2 separate regions of the Homo sapiens genome follow, and region 1 is linked to region 2. A link is a contact called in ENCODE Hi-C or POLR2A ChIA-PET data. All regions are on one chromosome and are shown on one strand. Each heading gives the region's core, a stretch centred on a gene start or an enhancer-like site at or near the end of the contact. The rest is flanking DNA. Distances are from core to core; before and after follow the strand shown.

Evidence for each region. A loop is a pair of places that touch in the nucleus more often than their neighbours do. ChIA-PET counts read pairs that join two places held with the same protein, here RNA polymerase II (POLR2A). Pooled maps may share reads with other maps.
Region 1: a map of endothelial cell of umbilical vein shows a loop between it and region 2 (4-fold over the local background). The contact joins the enhancer-like site here to the promoter of TCF12-DT in region 2. A Hi-C loop is called at or near these places in 1 of 168 maps with a recorded cell type or tissue (endothelial cell of umbilical vein) and 3 of 50 pooled maps. POLR2A ChIA-PET finds 5 or more read pairs at or near these places in 2 of 52 experiments (H1 and IMR-90).

Annotation. Positions count from the first base shown.
Region 1 is chr15:57,334,578-57,341,653 of GRCh38, reverse strand. No RefSeq gene overlaps it. Among named protein-coding and RNA genes, the nearest start is that of LINC01413, 19 kb to the right of the region's middle. Within about 2 kb of position 3,292, at least 11 of the 41 ENCODE cell types and tissues checked have a DNase peak (open chromatin) inside an H3K27ac peak, as active enhancers do; they include endothelial cell of umbilical vein, where a contact is called at or near this core.
Region 2 is chr15:56,915,560-56,923,187 of GRCh38, reverse strand. TCF12-DT (TCF12 divergent transcript) reads left to right here and starts at 4,689. Exons shown (of 4, transcript NR_015419.2): 1 at 4,689-5,648; 2 at 5,976-6,123. It overlaps TCF12 (transcription factor 12), which reads right to left and starts at 4,544. Exons shown (of 21, transcript NM_207037.2): 1 at 4,282-4,544; 2 at 3,200-3,296; 3 at 2,090-2,162. The coding sequence starts at 3,274. RefSeq lists silencers at 3,505-3,944, 3,995-4,284, 4,375-4,424, 4,595-4,724, 5,245-5,384.

The DNA of each region.
Region 1 (7,076 bases), core at 2,043-4,542, 420 kb before region 2:
GCCCAGGAGTTTGAGACCATCCTGGGCAACATGGCAAAACCCCGTCTCTACAAAAAATACAAAACAAAACAAAATTAGCCAGACATGGTGGTGCACGCCTGTGGTCCCAGCTACTCAGGAGGCTGACACAGGAGGATCACTTGAACACGGGAGGCAGAGGTTGCAGTGAGCCAGGATTGTGCCACTGCATTCCAGCTGGGTGACACAGCGAGACCCTGTCTCAAAACAAAACAAAACAAAACAAAAACAAAACAGAAAACAGTGTGAGAAGTGTTCATTACCCACCCACCCCCACCCCCAAAGCTTTCCAAGCTCCCGACCCCATACAGAGGCAAAGGATGCACTGTGCAAAGCTGCCTGCCTGGCCCCAAACGTCCAGTCAAACCCACCACTGCCCTTGCATGACTTCTGACCCCTCCACCTTCAATCTAGACCCCACACCTATCCCACCATCATCTCAGGCCAAGGGGGACCTTGATTAAAGGTTTCCTTCCTGTCCCTGCACCTCCAGACAAGAGAGTGCAATGTTTTCAGAGACAGATCAGATCCTGTTAAAACATTTAACAAGGTCAAGATAACTTAAAATAGTTACCAGACAAAAATAGATGGACTAGTACATGGACAGCAGCTAACTGAGACATGGGATGCTACGTTTCTTATTCACACATCAGATCTTGACATCATATTAGTAAAGGTGTGGGGCGGGGACATGCCATGGCCAGGGTGGGGTCGCAGCTGGCCAGACTGAGCTGGCCCTTCTGTTGAGTTGAACCTTGGGGATATGCAGCCGCTGTGCAATGGTGCCACCTGATGGTACTTTGTAGAATAACCACTCTCCTAGTTTTTCTTCATCTTTAAGTTCCTAAAGAGAGACTGAAATTTCAAATTGGTTTCCTTGTTGTCTATTATTGTCAAATGAAAAGTGCAAACGTTGGTACTCACCTCTCTTGATTTTTATCTGTCTAAAAAATGAAATCTCAGCTATATTCACTGATATATTATGGAAAGAACACTGGACTTAAGGGATTTGGGTTCAGATCCCATTTTCGGCAACTTACTAGTTATAGGATTTGGTAAAGTTACTCAACATCTGCATGCCCATTTTATGATCTGGAGAATGGAAATAATAGGATTCTTGTGAGGATTACAGGAGGTGATATATGCACATCTGCGTCCATAAATCAAGCCTGGGTGTTGTGGAGGTGTGTGTCACCATCATGCATTCTCTGAAGGAGGCTCAGCCAGCTCTACCTTTAATGGCTGGGATTTACTTGTCTTTTGGTTCCTTTCCACCTGTTTGCCAGCAGAGGCTAAGGTTGTGATGGAGGCCATCTCTCAGCAGATGAGTTGAGACCATCCTGGGCAACATGGTCAGGACCACCCTTGGGCCTCTGTGCAGGGCAGTGCCCACCCTGATGCCTACGCTGGTCAGATTGAGAGCATAGACATGGGGCCATGACCTCCATAAACCCCCACCCAGTGCCACATGGCAGCCCAAGGAACCCTCTTAGCCCTGGGTTCTTCGTCTGTAAAACGAGGCTAACGTAACAAGGGGAGCTACTTAGTAAAACAAAAAAAAAAAAACTAAACTACAATTCGTCTTCTGGGATGTTTTGTTTTGTTTTGTTTTGGAGTGTTATTTGGCTGCTGTTTTACTCTATATTCCCAGAGACAAATGAAGCGTAAGAGGCTGTTCTTGCATTACTATAAAGGAATACCTGAGACTGGGTAATTTATAAGAAAAGAGAAGTTCTTTTGTTTTTGGTTTGTTTTGAGACAGAGTTTCACTCTTATTGCCCAGGCTGGAGTGCAATGGTGAGATCTTGGCTCACTGCAACCTCTGCCTCCCAGGTTCAAGCAATTCTCCTGCCTCAGCCTCCTGAGTAGCTGGGATTACAGGCATGGGCCACCATGCCCGGCTAATTTCGTATTTTTAGTAGAGACAGAGTTTCTCCATGTTGGTCAGACTGGTCTCAAACTCCCAACCTCAGGGGATCCGCCTGCCTTGGCCTCCCAAAGTGCTGGGATTACGGGCATGAGCCACCGTGCCTGGCTAGAAAAGAGGTTTAATTGGCTCACAGTTCTCCAGGCTGTAAGGAAGCATGGCCCCAACATCTGCTCATCTTCTGAGGAGGCCTCAGGAAGCTTATGATCATGGCAGAAGGTGAAGGGGGAGCAGGCACGCCACATGGCAAAAGCAGGAACAAGAGAGACAGCTGGTGGTGGGGGGTGCCACAGACTCTTCAATGACCAGGTCTCACAAGAATTCACTCACTATGATGAGGACAGCACCAAGCCATGAGGGATCGGCTCCCATGATCCCAACACCTCCCACCAGATCCCACCTCCATCACTGGGGATCACAATGCAACCTGAGATTTGGGCGAGGACAAATATCCAAACTATATCAAGCATCTTCCTTCCCCTTTCTCCCTTCCCCTCCTGATTCTGGGGAGAAGAGGCTGCTGTGTGTTTCTGAAGGGCTGAGTGTTCTCACCCACCCCCAACCCCCCAAGTAAAGAACTCTTATGTTTCAGGCCCATGGGGTGTGGGGAGAGGTGGTCCCAGAGGAGCAGGGCGTGAGATTGGCAGCTTTAGTTGAAGAGGCTGGGATAGATAGGGGGGCAGGGGTGGTGGTCTCAGCAAATGGTGAGGAGTGAGGGGGAAGGGTGTCCAAGGCTGCTCAGGGGGTGGAGCATGAATACCCAGAGGCTGAGCTTCAACTCATCAGCACTGCTCCCGGGGACCACAGTGACTGAAGAGTGAACCTCTGAGCAGTGCTCAGGGCGTCCTGAGGCCCGGAGAGCCAGTTCTCTGAATGGTGCAAGACCCTGTCAGGTCCACAGGACCCCAGAAGCCAGGAAGCACAACAAATTGGATTTCCGCCCATGCTGAGTAGATGGGAGCTAGAAAACCAAAGAAGGCCAGGTGTGTTGGCTCACGCCTGTAATCCCAGCACTTCGGGAGGCCGAGGCGGGCGGATCACTTGAAGTCAGGCATTTGAGACCAGCCTGGCCAACATGGTGAAACCCTGTCTGTATTAAAAATACAAAAATTAGCTGGGCATGGTGGCATGCACCTGTAATCCCAACTACTTGGGTGGCTGAGGCATGAGAATCTCTGAACCTGGGAGGCAGAGATTGCAGTGAGCTGAGATTGCACCACTGCACTCCAGCCTGGGCGACAGAGTGAGACTCTGTCTTACAAAAAAAAAAAAAGAAAAAAGAAACAAAGAAACAAAGAAAAAGAAAATCAATGGCCCTTGCGCCAGAGTGTCTTGGAGGGAGTCCACACTGACACGCCCACGGGGGGAGCTGCTGAAAGCATTCCCCAGTCCAGTGCTGCCCCGTGAGCACCGCCACCTGTTTCCCGCTTTCCTGGCCACCGTACATACATTTGTTCATGTTTATAGACTCTGAATATAGAGACCCCACACAAGAAGAGAAAGGCTCAGAAAAACAATGTTATGACCTGCTTCCTGAGGCACCCTGCCTGCAGGAAGTGCTTTTCACAGCAAGAAATTCTGACTCCAGGACCCATATTTTTAGCAGGAACATGGTCAGTCAACACACATCCTCTAGGCCTGCCCTGGACCAGATGACCAGGAGGAAGCAGCCGTGAGTCACAGGGAGAAAGCCGGTGGCTCTGACAGGGACGCCTGCTGCTCCGCCGGGGAACAGCTTTCCCCTGGTTTCAGTTAGAAAGGTCAGGGGACGCCTGACCACACAAGGCTCACGGGAACTGTGGAGGGCGGCCCCTCAGGCCACAATCAGCAGGTGCCCACCATGGCTTCTCTCCTGGCAGGTGAGGACTTCAGTTTTTCTCCATGGCTTGGCTCACCTGTTCTCTTATTCTCAGAGCCATAATCACCCTCCTCCTGCCCCAGCCTGGAGCTCTCTGAGACCCTCCACTATAGTAACCAGCACAGCCTAGAGAGGGTAAATCCTCCGGTGCCCCCAACATCCCACCTTCATGTTGCAGCGAGGCCCAAAATGTCCCAGAAGAAAAACAAACTCCATCGCACACCAAAAACCCACCAAAAAACGTGAAATCACCTTCATAATTTGGGAAGTATAAACATAGTTCTATTTGTTCTGTAACGTATTTTTCATGATCAGGAAATGAAGACAAAGAAAGGCTTTGGGAATTGTTTTATGGAGAGGACACCATCTTCCAGGTCCTGCCAGCTCAGGGCTCCCATCTTTCAGCCCCTCCAGAGCTGAGCCCGGAGGGCTGGGGCCGCCCTCTCCCTGCTCCTGAGCCACAGAAGCCCAAGGCTGGCCCTGAAGACCTAACAGCCTCAGGCATTTGCAGCCCCCTTGGCCTAAAAGGGCTGTTAAGAGAGGTGCAGACGTGGGCCCTGCCCATTCACCCTCAGAGGAGGTCGCGACTTCCACCCCAGCAAGAGTACCCCTAGGACTGTGGAGTGCAGAGGACAGCGACCGTTGACTAGGTACCTGGTGCAGGGTCTTGCCCTCCCTCCCTGTAGCCCGATATGGGAAGGGCCACAGTCCAAGTCCATGTTCATGCTGCTCCTCCAGGAGGCCTTCCCAAACATCTTCTCGATGCCGAGTAACTCACAGATCCCATATAGAAATAGACCTTGGAAGGGATCTCTCTTCTTGCAAATGAAGAAACTGAAGACCAGAGATGTACCTCAAATCACACAGCGAGTAACCGGCAGAGCCAGGAGGCTCCTCTGCCCCCAGGCCAGAGAGGGCTTGCAATCTGGCTTCCGAGCAGTGGTTCCCAACTCCCGGGCCATTACAATCACCTGGGATCCCCACCAGTGGAATGACTCTCTGGGGGTGGTGCTTGGAAGGCTGGTGGTGGTGAAAGTTCCCCTGGTGATTCTCATGCAGCCAGATTGGAGAACCCTTTAGATTCAGGCATGGAGGTTCCACCTGGTTCCAGATCACATGGCCATTTGGTCTCAAGAAAGTCACAGCCCTCCTGAGTCTCACTGGCAAATTGCTACGTAATAACACGCATCTTCTTGATAAGGAACCGATATAAGGATCCAGACCCTGGACCTCCTCAGGAAAACAGAGCACGCATTATAAGATACAATCGAATAGGAGAAGTTTTTCATAAGCTTGGAGGGCTATGGTTATTGGATTCAAAAGAATAGTTTTCTCTCTTGTCACATAACAATTTGAAAAGTAGTAATACCCATTCTTTAACAGAAGTGTATTTGGGGCCAGTTGCGGTGGCTCACACCTGTAACATCAATACTTTGGGAGGCCAAGGTGGGTGGATCACTTGAGGTCAGGAGTTTGAGACCAGCCTGTCCATCACAGTGAAACTCCGTCTTTACTAAAAAAACAAAAATTAGCTGGGTGTGGTGGCGCATGCCTGTAGTCCCAGCTACTAGGGAGGCTGAGGCAGGAGAATCACTTAAACCCGGGAGGTGCGGGTTGCAGTAAGCTGAGATCGTGCCACTGCACTCCAGCCTCGGCGACAGGAGGGCAACCCTGTCTCAAAAAAAAAAAAAAAAAAAAAAAAGCCTATTTGGAATCAGTCCCCTCCCACGGGGACCTCTTTCAGGAGGTCAGGCCACAGCACCGTGGCAGGCATGTGGTAGCCCCTCCATAAATGGCTGAGCGAGTGCAGTTGAAGTGGGAGTCTGGTGTTCTTTGAATACATCCTGCTGCATTGGAAGAAGCCTGTGCAGGACTAGACAGTTGGCCTTCTGTGGCAGGCTCTTGCCTCCAGGCCAGTTGAGTGAGTGCAGATGTCCCGAGAGACCAGCAGTGCAGCCACACCCCATGGGACTGTGAGGCGCTCTCACAGTGAAGACCAAGCGCAGGTAGCACTGGCTTTGTGGTTCGGAGAAAAGTCGACACTCATTTCCTTGGGGAAAAAAAGTATTTATCAAAGGAAGTCTTTCCCTCTTGGCAAAAAAAACAGAGACAAGTAATTTCCTCCAGCAGTCTGAGCTGGGATTTGGGGGCAAATAACCATTAAACAGAGACACCTGAGGTGCACAGATGGTCACTGTGGCAAAGGTCGGCTGAAGAATAATAGGTAATAGGGAGCCACTGTGGGTTCTTGAGTGGAGGAGGGGCATGATAAAGCAGGGCTGGAGAGCAGAGGGAGAACGGTAGAGCAGAATGTCACAAGGTGCTGGGGCCCTGACTCCCTAAGTGCAGGAAACTGCTGAGTCTTGAGGTCACTTGAGCCTCCTCCTGCCTCTCTGATAGCTCCCACCTGCCACCCCCACAGGCCACACGGTCCAAATGTCTCATCAACTGCTAGCATACGCTAAGCAGAAGAAAGCGTGTGGCTGTCCCATTTTTTATGCACCAAGCCGTGAGGCCAGAGGCACCACCCCTCTGCTTGGAGGATTCTGAGGGTGGTGGTAGTTGTCATCTTTCCAGGGAATGTGTGGCCTTCTAGAACCTAATAATAGTGATAACCATAACTGCCGCTTATGGAGGACACTCATGAGACTCTCGTCTGCCTGGCCTCACCCTGACATGGAGGCTCCCCGACCTCACCTCGGCTACTCTCCCCTCACCCAGTGTGTCCCACTAGTGGGCCTGATGCTGTCCTTGGCTTGCTCCTACCTCACACCTGCTGTTCCAGCTCCCTGGGATGCTCTTCCTCTTGGTGTGCTCATGGCTCCATCCCTGAATTCATTCAGGTCCCTCCTGAAATGTCACCTTCTCTCTAACACAGCTCCCACCCATCCATGCTCCCTCTTGATGTTTCTTTTCACCGACCACACCTGACACATGTAGTTGTTCCTTTGCCTGTTGTCTGTCTCCAGCCACCCCACCCTTGCTGTGAGCTGCCCTGGAGTGGGCACTTTGATTGGTCACCACCACCTCCGCAGCGCTTAGAGCAGGCTTGGACTATCACAGGCACTGGATTAATGCACCTGTGGAGTGAGCACCCGCGAGGGCAGGGCCTGAGGACCGTTTGCCAACCCGAGATCAGGACCGTGGCAGACACTGACCCTATGAAACTGAGAGGCTGGATGGAGGTGGTGACCTCCAGAGGGCCCCTGCAGCGCCAGGACCCCTCACTCAGTCGGGGAAAGAATAAAGGCAGGCGCCTATACAGCTCCCTGG
Region 2 (7,628 bases), core at 3,440-5,939:
ACAAATAAGAAAGGAAATTACAATACCTGACTATAAACTCTAGTTTTCATAAGTCAAATGGCATGTAGTTTTTATAAATGTTACTCCAAAGACAAAACAGAAAACAAACAAAAAACCCTAATCTTTACTACAGCAGCTCTTCAAAAGGAAAGTCAGATCTTTAGCTCCTTAATAGCTGCAAATACATAGGCATTAGAGTGTATTACATAATATCCTTTGAAATCAGGGCAGAAGGTTATTCAAATGTCAATAAGGTATATAAATATAAAATATATAAGTAAAATAATGTTACTATACCAATTTCTTTTAGACATTCCCTTTAAGAACTGGCCACAGAAAAATTATATCTACCAGTACATCTTGATTTGAAAAAAAATCACATGGCATTTTCTCTTCCCCAAATTCAAATCCATTCACTAATTAAAAGTCACAGCTTTTTTATTACAATTTTTTGTAGCATTTAAAACAAAACACACAGATAAATATTGCTAAGTCCACTGACTACAGGTGTGTAAGTTCAAACCTTTCAATGGATAACAAATCTAACTTTTAAAACTAAAAGTTCCTACTCCAAATAATCAAATATGGTGACCATTCGCAATGTAGAAAAATAATTTTTTCTTTGTGCAATGCAACGTACTGAAGTCCAAAAATTGCTCCAATGCCATGCTTATAATCTATATCCCAGTTCACATACTTTTTAATTTCACAGACTACATAAATCCTTCTTAAGTTTAAAAAGTGAAATAAATGTAATTGCCTTTATTCTAAAAATAGAATGCACTTCTAACAGCAAGTTCCTGGAGTTCATGTTATTGTATCAGTGACTGTCCAGTTATATATATTTACCATAACTTAAGCTGGAACAGTAGGCAACAGTAATATCAAGACTCATTTTTAAAAAATACTAAGCATCATCTACTATGTATTAGTCAAAGTAAATCTGAAGGTTCCTGAGAATGAATTATTAGTTGCAAAAATGAGATGTATCAACACCAGTAAAGAAATACAGCCATCTTCTACAACTTTAAGATTATTAAATTTTCTCCCCCCTCCCCAAAAAGTAACAATTTTCAAATGATTACCAGTAAAAGGAAGGAGGTGAGAGAAGAGTTGGGACTTGCCTATCGTTTCATGATGTCCTTTTGATCAAGAATAATACTAGTCTTTACCCTACTTAAAATCCAAAAAATGCCTTCATTTCACTTACTTAAGATGATTAAGGACATGCTATACTTTCCCCATAAGCTCTAATTTCATAATTAAAAATGAATTTTAATAAATTAGTATACAATTTTTAAAAACAAACTTTTTAGAATGTAAAGTGGTATAAAGTGTTTAGGTGGTTATGAAATTAACCTTATTTTCTGATGTTTTATTCTCACAGTATTTTAAGAAACCAACTATCATTTTACCAGGGGAAATAAAAAGCACCCATCAAAGAGGCATTACTGAGTTTCAGCCCAGAGATTTGACAGTTGGTTTTCTTAAGATGATGCTGTCATGGCTTTAGTTATTTTTTTCATCTCTTAAGCACAAAGAAATAAATTTAAATTAAATAAAAAGTTACAGCTTTTGCACACTGGAATGGACCTTCCTTCTAAAATATTTTTAAATTATGAGTTTTTAAAAGTTAAAAAAAGAAAAAATGCATACTTAAGAAAAATGGGATGTTTTAAAATGGAGCACAGTAGTCATAAATGTATTGAAAGTAAATTTAAAGACAAGATCACTAGTGTGTAGATCTACTTTAACTTACTCTAAACATTATCATAATGTAATCTGGATATAGGAAAGGATTCAGTCATCTAATACTTATCATTTAAAAATAAATCTAAGTTTCTATTCATTTTGAAAATTTACCCCACTAACATTTTAAATAATTGTAAACGAAACTACTGATTTCCTACAGATTTCTGAGGGAACTGTCATCTTTTAAAATTAATAAATCTTACTAATTATCACTTGACTCAATTCCATCTTTTATATACATATATTCAATAATATTTAAATGTTATGCTTTCTATTTTTCTACTAAAATGTATCACACCACCAAAATATGAGTCTTTAGTTTAAGACATCATCTTACCTGATCCACTGAATTGACTGCTTCCCAGTGTAGTTGGTCTAGTTTTCCCACTATTAACAGGTGGGGAAAACATCTGCAAAATAACCCAAATATATCTGTTAGTCCTGAAATTCTTCTAGATTCCTTGCAAACAAAAGTCCACCAAAAGTCATCCATCAGTTATTAAATTTCAGAGGGAAGTTAAAATAAAATTGGAGATACATTCAGATCCAGAGAGGCAAATACACTGAATGATACTATTTCCTAATTAATTGGAAATAATGGTTACATTTTGTTCTGAAGACCCGATCATTTACATGGAAGAGTCCAAGATTATTAAGTTTAAACAGTATAGTATTACACATGATCTTTACTGCAGAACTAAGTGAATTTCATTACATTTACATTATATCTCAATATACACAGTCAGAATTATGGCCCATTAAATTACTACATACAGTAAGGATTATAACTGAATTGTATAAAGCAGGTATAGGTGCTGCCTCCTAACAGCAGTTAATAAAGGAATTAAACCCATTAAAAATAAAAGCAGTGGGCCCTTAGGTTTCAGTTGATGTTTTTAAGTCATTTCCCATGTTAAGAACATAATACACACACACACACACACACACGTGTGTGTGTGTATAAAATAAAAGTACTCTGTTTCAGAAGGCTCGAAATTCTAGCTCTGGACTACTTTTCTTGTCGCTGACATCTTTCAGGTACCATAAACTACATCTGATACTGGAGAGGAAAATGGTGAGGAGTACTGAAGAAAAAAACAACACTTTTTCATATAAAGTACAAGATCCCCAATAATCATCGCGGTGGGAGGGTGACTCAACCAAAGGTCATAATTACATTGTTCTCCTTTTAACTGGTTAAATCAAATGACCCCTCTGGCATTAAAGTTTTAAATGTGCAAGTCTAGACATTACATCAAAGTTCAGGTGTCCAACTTGGGGGAGCTGGACTCCAGCCCTGAGAACTACTGCTTAAGCAGAAAGCAGATGGAGTTCACGCTGCCTAGTCTCCACGTTGCTTCCCCTCACCCTTTATTTAAAAGAAACAAACAAACAAACAAACAAAAACCTCAGCAGAACCCCAAGATGCCATGGAAAGCTCTCATACCGCACTGAAGTCCAGTAGGTCGCTCAGCTCCTTGTCGGTCCCTATAGCGGCCATGCGTTGTTGCTGGGGATTCATCTTCGGCCACTTCTAGCAGGTCCTAGGGCAGAGGAAACGGGCTCAGCGAGAGACCACCGAGGCCCAAAGTGTGTGAGGGAACAGAGAGAGGTACTGGGGAAGATTACGCAAGAGCGCTGGGGGCGCCGGGATGACTTCCAGGACCCCGACTCGCTCCCACCGCGGCGCGAGCAAGGGGCGGGAGGGCTCAGTGCCCGCGCCGGGTCCCGGAATCCACGCGTTCCTCGCCGCGGCCCGAGATCGACGCGGCGGCTCCCGCAACTCGCCGCCTCTCCCCCAAGTTTCCGAGCCAGTCTCTGCCACCTCCTCGGCGCCCCCTGCTCCGCGCCGCCGCCGGGTGCTCCGCGCGCCGGGCCCGGCCGCGGCTGGGGTCTCGAGGAGCGGGGTGAGGGGCAATTCGGCGTCCAGCGAGCGGAGCGGCGGCGAGCGGAGATGCGAAGTGACTCACTCGCTCGGCAACAATAGAACTGACAAGTTGCAGGGAACGCGCCGCTCGCAGGCCCGCGTCTGCGGCCGCCGCCGCCCGGACGTCCCCGGCGGGCCCAGGAGGTCGGAAAGCACCCCCAGCTCATCCAAGGGGCGTTTTTAAACAGAAAACAGAAACCCCGACAACTAGTCTCGCTCTCGGCCGGCGTCCTCCTCCCCAGGCTCGGCCTCCTCCCACTTTTGCTGCCCTGCCCCGGACCTGCCGAACAATGAGCCTGGCTCCGCGGCCGAAGCCGCCCGATCTCCCGCGCGCCCCGGAGCCTGGGCGCCGGCCCGAGTCGGGCACCGAACGGGGCGCACAGGCCGAGCGCGCCGCCAGCGGGCCTGAGCGCCCGCGACTCGAGCCTCCGCCCCCACTCCGCTCCCCAACTTGGAGGGGACCCCGGGTTTCGCGCTGTACAAAGGGGCGCGGAGTTGAGGCGGGGGACGGGGGCGCCCCCACTCCGGCAGGGACGCGGCGGCGCCCCGCAGCCCCCAGCCCCGCCGCGCCGCCCCACTCCCGCTCGCTAGCCCGCAATTACCTGCCGCCCCGTCTCCGCATCCAACCACCCCGATTAAAGTTCACTTTGGCCGGGAGAACGGGCTTGGGCTTCCCCTTGCACCGCCCAGCGGCTCGGTTCACTTTGCCCCGCACGAGCTCTCGGGTCTGGGAGGGGGAGGCGGCTTTCGGGCCTGGCCGCCCCTTCCTCCCGGGGCGGGCTGTCGGTCCCCCCGAATAGAACTTGTGGGTCTCTTCAGGCGGACATTTTTTTCGCTGAGGCGGCCTCACCACCGCGCTCGGCTCGCCTCCGGATCCCTCCGCGCCGGGAAGAGCCGCGGGTTAACCCTTCCCTCCCCGACCCGCTCCGCCGCCTAGGAAGTGGGGCCGGCAGAGGGGGCGGGGAGGAGCTGTCGGGGACTGGGAGGAGCCGCACCGCGGCGGGTGGACAAAGCCCGCGGTCGGGTGAGGCGGGACGGAGTTGGGGCCGGTGGGGAGGGGCATGAGGCGCTCGCAGGCACCTCGAGAAGCAGGCCCCGACCGCTCGCCGACGAAGCCTCGTCCGGGCCTCCTGGGAGCGGGGTGGCAGGTACCGTGGCGCCTCCTCGCGTTGGTCTTGCTGGTTCTCGGCCCCCGAAGCGGAGCGACGGAGACACAGCTGTGGAAGCATCTGGATCCGCTGCCCAGGTCCCCGAGCTTCCCGGAACCCGAGGCCGCAGGACACTGAAGGCTGCCATTCCCGAGTAGGTCACGCTGGACGCCACCCTAAGCTGGGCCCAGAGGCTCCCGTCCAGGAGGGCTGCAGTCGGCGCAGACACCGCGCGTGTGGAGACGGGAGACCCATCCTCCTCGGCCGTTCCGAGAGTAGGCGCGGCCGGTCAGATTCGATGCAGAGCCGAATGCGGGAGAAAGGGCAAAACGTACCTCAAACCAGACAAAGCCTTGTGAGCTTCAGGTTCTCAAATACCCCACTCACCCAGACCCCACATCTCCAGTCAGCCCCTCGCACCCAAATCCCATTCGGAGCAACCGAACTGCACGTGGGACTAGTTCTTGGGAATGGATCAAGCCAGTCTCTTCATCTAACGGAGACAGCCCTGGGTGGCTCTGTCACACAGCCACTGTCTTGTGCACAAGTTCTGAACTTGGCCTCAGAGAAGCCCCAGAGTAGAAAGAAGACAAAATAAGCCCCAGTTCTTCGATTCTGGGCTGAAGTGAGATTTTCTTGAATGGCAGCCATTGTTTTGCCTCTTAGGTAAGTGAGTGCAGTAAAGACCGGTAAGGCCCACGCAGAAGAAACACTGAGGAAAGAAGACACTTCCAAAGTAACAAATGGGAGGAAGCAGCCAACGCCCGAGGACAACATGGCAAGAAGGAGCCTTTGGATTCCGGACTGGGATGGAAAGAGAGGTAGATTCAGCTACCATATGCCATTACTGTAGTTAGTACAGTTGTCTCTATATCCGTGGGATTGGTTCCCAGACTCTGGATTTTCTAAGATGTTCAAGTCTCTTACATAAAAATGGTGTGTTTCCCCATATACTTTAAATCATATCTAGATTACTTATAAAACCTAATACAATGCAAATGCTATGTGAATAGTTGTTAAGGTGTATTTAGGAAATAATCATCCAAAGAAATCTCTATATTTTCAGTACATTTTCAGGCTATATTTTAGGCTCTATATTTTCATGTATTTTCAGGCCTGGTAAGCCTAACTACATTTTTTGTTTTCAGTTGATTGAATCCCGGAATTTGGAAACCCCAGATACGGAGGGCGGACGGTACAACCGGAGCTGTCAGGTGGATTTCCAAGGCTTTGCATTGGCTGTACCTGAAACTTATGGTGGCCTAGACTCCCCAGTATCCACTCTTCCTTATCTTGGTAAACAAGCCCAGTTCTGAGTCACATCCCTGCTCTGCCTACTTACAGGGGCATGTGGTCCCAATCTAAGCAACGTAGCATAATTCCAACCTAAATCAGCAGAATCCCATTCCCTGCCACAGTTATTGGCTGGCAATGAGCGTAACATATTTGGGCCAATGAGAGGAGCAATTTCCTGGTCTTTGTTGGGAAAAGTTTTTCTTTCATTTTCTGAGAGCGCTTCAGAGGTAACCCATTCTTTCTGCATGTCCTCAAAAAAACGGGTCCCCTGGATGGTGGGTAGCCATCTTCCAAATACAAGTCTAGCCGGGTTAAAATAAAGAAGACATCAAGAAAACAAACATGCATAGAGATCTGATCTTTGGTGACTTTTTTTTTTTTTTTTTTTGAGATGTAGTCTGGCTCTGTCACCAGGCTGGAGTGTGGTGGCAGGATCTCGGCTCACTGCAACCTCCGCCTCCCAGGTTCAAGCGATTCTCCTGCCTCAGCCTCCCAAATAGCAGGGATTACAGGTGCGCGCCACCATGCCCAACTAATTTTTTATTTTTTTAGTAGAGTCGTGGTTTCACCATGTTGGCCAGGCTGGTCTGGAATTCCTGACCTCAAGTGATCTGCCCTCCTCAGGCTCCCAAAGGGCTGGGATTACAGGCGTGAGCCACCGTGCCTGGCTTTGGTGACATTTTTGAGGCTCTGAATCAAGCAACTTCTGAATTCAGGTCTATCTTCACTGATTAGACCAATAGGATTCGAATTTTCTGTTGTCTGTAATCTAGTGTGGTCTACACAGTACCACCCCAATGACCATTTTTTTAGTAGCAAAGACATAAACGTCAGGTAGGAAGTCTGATTAGATCATTTTTAAGGCCCCATTCCCATGTGTTTTAGTTCATTTTCTCCTACTGCTAACAGAATACCATAGACTGAGTGATTTATAAAGAAGTTTATTTGGCTCATGGTTCTGGAGCCCGGTAAGTCCAAGAGCATGGCACTGGCATCTTTAGAGGGCCTTCTTGCCGTGTTATCCCGTGGCAAGTGAGCACACACAATAGAGAGTAATCCATTCATGAGGGCTCTACCCTCTTAGAAGTTTCTCTTAAAGGTCTCACTTCTCAACACTTTTGCATTGGGGGTTAAGTTGTCAACACATGAACTTTGGGAGACACATTGAAACCATAGCACTGTGATAAGATTCTATGACTCCACAGTAAAACTGGAAAGAAATCTTGCAGAAGGAGAAGGTATGTGATCCCACATGTTGGATTCATGCTGTTTTCAAGATTCTCTTCTCATCCTGCTCACACAACTAGTGCAGAGGAAGAATATCTGTCTGCCCAAACCTTCAGTCATAGGGGCTCCCTCATTACTTAGGGACTGATTGGTGAAGTTTTTCATATCTATTATGGCCCGTATAGTTTTACTTTATAATTTATTTTCCTTATTAGATTGTGAACCCCTTGAGGGTTCGGACTGACATGCATCTGTCAGTACCATGCACCTAACGTAGT